Linked DNA regions of Homo sapiens: region 1 is linked to region 2. Evidence: chromatin loops called from intact Hi-C (ENCODE). Cell type or tissue: CD14-positive monocyte. All regions are shown on one strand. Links, peaks and the distances in the headings refer to the core of each region. The heading gives the core; the rest is flanking DNA. Region 1 has its middle 13 kb from the start of RETN. Region 2 holds the start of LOC105372262 (a long non-coding RNA gene).

Region 1 (2,905 bases), core at 141-2,640, 50 kb after region 2:
GATCCGTTGAGCTCAAGAGTTTGAGTTCAGCCTGGGCAACACAGGAAAACCCCCGTCTTTACAAAAACTTTTTAAAAATTAGCTGGGTGTGGTGGCATGCCCGTGTAATCCCAGCCACTACTTAGGAGGCCGAAGGGGGAGGATCTATTGCTTCAGCCCGGGAGTTTGTGGCTGCAGTGAGCTATGATTGCACCACTGCACTCCAGCCTAAGTGACAGACAGAGACTCTTAAAAAAAAAAAAAAAAGGGCAGGGCACGGTGGCTTATGTCTGTAATCCTAGCACTTTGGGAGGCCGAGGCGGGCAGATCATCTGGCGTCAGGAGTTCGAGGCCAACCTGGCCAATATGGTGAAACCCTGTCTCTACCAAAAGTACAAAACTTAGCTGGGTGTGATGGTGGGCACCTGTAATCCCAGCTACTCGGGAGGCTGAGGTGGGAGAATCGCTTGAATCTGGGAGGTGGAGTTTGCAGTGAGCCAAGATTGCGCCACTGCACTCCAGCCTGGGTGACAGAATGAGACTCTGTCTCAAAAAAAAAAAAAAAAAGTGGGGCACCTATATTCCCAGCACTTTGGGAAGCTGAGGCAGGAGGATGGCTTGAGGCCAAAAATTCAAAACCCGGCCTGGGCAACATAGCAAGACCCCATCTCTATGAAAAAAAAAAAAAAAAAGTCACCAGGCCAGCTAGCCTAGATTTCAGAGCCAGAATTTGTCTGATGCCATTGTCTTTACTTTTTCTTTTTCTTTTTTTTTTTTTTGAGACAGAGTCTCACTCTGTCACCCAAGCTGCAGGGCAGTGGGACAATCTCAGCTCACTGCAACCTCTGCCTCCCAGGCTCAAGCGATTCTCCTGCCTCAGCCTCCTGAGTAGCTGGGATTACAGACATCCACCACCATTTCCAGCTAATTTTTGTATTTTTAGTAGAGGTGAGGTTTCACCTTTTTGGTCAGGCTGGTCTCCAACTCCCAAGCTCAGGTGATCTGCCCACCTCAGCCTCCCAAAGTGCTGGGATTACAGTTGCGAGCCACCACGCCTGGACTGCTCTTCATTCTTTTTTCAGAACTTTCCCAGCTGCCAACAGAGACAGAAACTGAATCATCTCAGAAGTGAATGAAGGAGGCTGAGGGCGGGTGGACTGCTTGATTAGGAGTTCGAGATTTGCCTAGGCAACATGGAAAAAGCCTGTCTCTGCTAAAAATACAAAAATTAGCCGGGCGTGGTGGCACATGCCTGTAATGCCAGCTGCTTGGGAGGCTGAGGCAGGAGAATCACTTGAACCCGGGAGGCAGAGGCTGCAGCGAGCCGAGATCGCGCCACTGCACTCCAGCCTAGGTAACAGGGCGAGACTCCGCCTCAAAAAAAAAAGAAGGGAATGAAGGACACCCAAAATGGAGCCTCTGTCTGCCAGGGCTTTGCTATCCTGGCCTGCCTATCCCAGCCCTGGACACCTCATCTCTGATCCCACCAGAGCGGAACCTTCCCATTCGCAGGGCCATTTCCTTACCCAGAAACCTTTTCACAATGTTCTTGGCAGCAGCTGTTGGTCAACTGTGTTTTAAGGTTTTTGAGCAACTTTACAGAAAATAAAAGGGAAGCTACCCTCAATGTCTGGGTCTCCCCCTGGGTGGCCTCTCTTTGTCACCTTACTCATTTCCACGAGATTTCCTTGCTTCGTTGAGTTACATCACCTCCTTTTCCTGTCTGGGTCCAGGACGCCTCCTCTGCAGGTCTCCAGCACTGATTCCTTTGTCCCCGATTTCTCTGCTAGGGTCGCTGGCTTCACCATCCCACCACCACTGCTGCTGGCCCAGCCCGCAGCTTTAATTTCTCTGGACCCTCACGTTTTTGTTATTTGTGTTTTTTTTGGAGATGAGGTCTTGCTCTGTCACCCAGGCTGGAGTGCAGTGGTGCAATCACAGCTCACTGTAGCCTCCACCTCCCAGACTCAAGTGATCTTCCTGCCTCAGCCTCCCAAGTAGCTGGGTGTGTGCCACCAGGTGCAGCTACATTTTTTGTAGAGGCAGGGGTCTTGCTATATTGCCCAGGCTGGTCTCAAACTCCCAGCTTTAGATGATCCTTTCACCTCGGCCTCCCAGAGTGCTGGGATTACCAGCATGAGCCACTGCACCCGTCCTCTCATGTATTTTTTATTAATCGATTTATCTATTTACTTATTTTGAGACAGAGTCTTGCTGTACCACCCAGGCTGGAGTGCAGTGGCATGATCTCGGCCCACTGCAACCTCCACTCCCTGGGTTCAAGTGATTCTCCTGCCTCAGCCTCCCGAGTAGCTGGGATTACAGGTGCCCGCCACCATGCCTGGCTAATTTTTGTATTTTTAGTAGTGACGAGGTTTCACCGTGTTGGCCAGGCTGGTCTCGAATTCCTGACCTCAGGTGATCCACCCAACTCGGCCTCCCAAAGTGCTGGGATTACAGGCGTGAGCCACCGCACTCGGCCTCCCTCATGTATTTTTAAGCGGAACAGGTTCAAGATCACAAATGTTTTCCTCTCACTCTTTCAATGAGTTTCTATTCTAGAATCTCCTGCACGCCACAGGAAGGAGAACTCTCACCCTGTAATGCACATAAATACATGAGATCACCATTGTTCTCACCCAGTAATCAGAATCGTTAGTGATAATTAGTAATAAATTTATTTTTACTATATCTAATAAATTAGATAGTAATTACTATGGCAGCCAATCGTTCCTGGGTGCTCCCTAGATGCTTCCAAGGGAGCCACACGTGACCCTCAGGGCTGTGCCCATTCCAGGCTCTTCTGCTGAGCTCATGTAACCGCTTGCCTCAAGGCATTCCACAAATAATACATAAGTCAATGTATCACGTTGTCACTTTCTGTACAAACCAGCTAGTTCCGGAGGGAAGCAGAAAGCCTTTTTCA
Region 2 (2,905 bases), core at 308-2,807:
AGGACCCCCCTCCTGGAGTTCTGGGGGGCCCTCTGGAGGGAAGGGTGTGGACAACCCCATCTCTGCGTCCCCTCTTAGCCTGAGGACTCCCAGCCACACATACCAGTGCCCCCAAGCTCTCCCCACCCCACTGCCACAATCCACACCAAAAAAACAGCCTAGGTTTGGGCTCCAGATCCCGAGGTTCCCGGAAGACAAAAGTGCACATCCAGGCTCTTCTCATCCCACACACCCCTTTCCTCTTCCTGTTGACTGGCTCTCTGCCTGAGTGGGGGTCCGGAAGCGGAGGGAAAGGGGTGCATGTGACTGTGATTCAGGGCCGCCCTCCTGGCCCTTCTAGGAGTGGGGCATAGGTCCTGCCCCTGGGGAGCCCCCAGTCCCAGGAGGGGCCCATCCAGTGCAGGAGCTCAAGGCTGGGAAAAGAGGGGGCCTTAGGACTATGGGTGGCAGGGAGGCTTCCATACAAATTGGTGCTGTGGGTTGGCTCAGCACTTTAGGCAGCAGCTGCCCGTGCGAAGGCTTGGAGACAGCCTGGTGTTTCAGAACTGTGTGAAGTTAAGGCACTCTGTGGAGTCTTGGAGGAAGAGGTATGGGCGTGGCTGGAGAGACCAGCTGCCAGGCCTGAGCAGGCAGGACCCTTGAACTCCAGGACATGGGAAGCTGGAGCTTTGGGCCCAGGGCAGAAGGGAGCCATGGATGGTTGTAGGCAGAGAGAAGATATGGGCAGGTGGTTGCCGTTCAGGGAAGACACAGAGGAGGGGTTTCAGGGAGACCCTAAAGGAGGCTGTCATGAAGGTCTGGTGGGGGTGAGGACCCTAAGGGGAGCTCTCATGGGGGCTGGAGTTGGGTAAATAGGGAGTGAGTGTTTCATGGGGACACGGTTTCAGTTTGGGAAGATGAGAAAGTTCCGGAGACGGATGGTGGTAATGGTTGCACAACAGTGTGAATGTGTTTCATGCTCCTGAATGGTGCACTTAGAAATGGCTACGATGGTAAATTTTATGTTATGTATATTTTGCCACAATGAAAACAAAATAAAGCGTGATCTAGGAATCATGTTTTCAAAGCAGCGCTTCTCAACCACGGTGACTCTTTCGGCGACTAGTGGCCAGAGATGCTTCTAAACATCCAACAATGCACAGGACAGCATCCCAGCGAGGAATCATCAGTCCCAAAGTCAACAGTGCAGGGTGGGAGAGACCCAGCTTTGAACACACCTCCTCCTGGAAGCCCCCCTGGATTTGACACACCTACTGCCCTTCCTCCCCACCCCTGCACCCTTTCCTTCTCCCCTTCGTAACCCCAGGAGAGGTTAAACAGGTAGGAAAGCCCAGGGCTGTGTCGGGATGGGGTTAGAGTCAGGGTCGCCAGGCTCCATCTCGTTGGGACACAGCGCCAGGCCCTGTCCCAGGTGTGGGGGTTCTGTGATTAGAGCCGCGGACGTGCCTCCGTCCTGTGCAGAGCAGAGGTTAGGGCTGGGATCAGAGCATCGTGGGGTGAGGGGATCAAGTTGTAGTTGAGCTGGGGTTACGGTCAGGGCCGGGGCTGGGATGAGAGCTCAGCTGGAGATGGTTGAGGGTTGTTGTTGCTGGACACCCTAAACTCCTTCCTGTTGAATTCTGACCTAGGTCAAACGAGGAGCGAGACGCGGCCTCCCCCAACATGCAGAGGATCCCAAATCTGAAAGAAGAACCGACACCCACAGATCTGGGGCCCACATCCGCACAATTTTCTGTTTTTCCCCCGAAGTGAGCAAGAGGCGTATTAATACCGCAGAGGGGAAGCGGGTGGGGCAGTCCCGTGACTGGGTCCTTGGGGCCCCAAAGCATCCTAGTGTTTGAGCTGAGTCTTGGCAGGAACCCAGCAGGCAGGGGGCTTTCACCCCTGGGAAGGACATGATGGGGCCGGTGGGGTTGGGCTGGGGCACCTGGGCTTGTAGAACTCAGAAACACCAAATTCCAGCTGGGCACAGTGACTCATGCCTGTAATCCCAGCACTTTGGGAGGCTGAGGCAGGAGGATCACTTGAGCCCAGGAGTTTGAGACCAGCCTGGGCAACATAGTGAGACCCCATCGCTACCAAAAATTTAAAAAATTAACCAGGCGTGGTGGTGCGTGCCTGTGGTCCCAGCTACTCAGGAGGAGAAAGTAGGAGGATCTCTTGAACCTCAGGAGGTTGAGGCTGCAGTGAGCCGAGATCGCACCACTGCACTCCAGCCTGGGAGACAGAGCGAGACCCTGTCTCTAAAAAAAAATATGGACAATTTTGTTGTATAGTTTAATTTAGTAGCAATGGTTGCTGGGCACAGGAATTTGTTTGTTTGTTTGTTTTTTGGGATCGCCCAGGCTGGAGTGCAATGGCGCAATCTCAGCTCACTGCAACTTCCGCCTCCCAGGTTCAAGCAATTCTCCTGCCTCAGCCTCCCGAGTAGCTGGGATTACAGGCACCTGGAACCACTTCTGGCTAATTTTTGCACTTTTCGGTAGAGACGGGGTTTCACTGTGTTGGCCAGGCTGGTCTCAAACTCCTGACCTCAGGTGATCTACTCGCCTCAGCCTCCCAAAGTGTTGGGATGACAGGTATGAGCCACCACGCCCAGCCGGACACAGTTCTTAGTGACTTGTGTGCATATTAACACATCTAATTTTCACCACCACCCTAGGAATTAGATGCTTTGGTGATCAATGCTGCCTTATGTGAAGCACAGAGAGGTTAGGTGACTTGCCAAAGGTCACACAGCACTTCAATGGAAGAACCAGGAATTTGAACACAGGTAGTGTGGGTCAGGCATCTGCAGCCCTAGCCACTATGCCACCTAGACTTCTATATACTAAGACCCCTTGGCACTTTGCCCACCCTCCTCATCCTTCCCAAAATGTGTCCCCTGATCCTTAACACCCTCCCC

Evidence for each region. A loop is a pair of places that touch in the nucleus more often than their neighbours do. Peaks named below come from ENCODE experiments on the same cell type or tissue, not always from the same donor. Only the 100,000 strongest peaks of a DNase experiment are listed, where the experiment ranks them.
Region 1: a loop joins it to region 2, with 7 times the contacts of the local background. A loop is called at or near these places in 3 of 110 quality-filtered maps.

The regions. Positions count from the first base shown.
Region 1 is chr19:7,654,509-7,657,413 of GRCh38, reverse strand. No RefSeq gene overlaps it. Among named protein-coding and RNA genes, the nearest start is that of RETN, 13 kb to the left of the region's middle. In CD14-positive monocyte, for the core only: no CTCF peak of the experiment used is centred there; DNase peaks (open chromatin) are centred at 1,113 and 1,573; H3K4me3 peaks cover 984 bases; H3K27ac peaks cover 2,500 bases.
Region 2 is chr19:7,704,660-7,707,564 of GRCh38, reverse strand. It overlaps LOC105372262 (a long non-coding RNA gene), which reads left to right and starts at 331. Exons shown (of 5, transcript XR_936296.2): 1 at 331-587; 2 at 1,071-1,320; 3 at 1,629-1,748; 4 at 2,663-2,773. RefSeq lists an enhancer at 2,000-2,069. In CD14-positive monocyte, for the core only: no CTCF peak of the experiment used is centred there; DNase peaks (open chromatin) are centred at 904, 1,784 and 2,324; H3K4me3 peaks cover 2,348 bases; H3K27ac peaks cover 2,500 bases.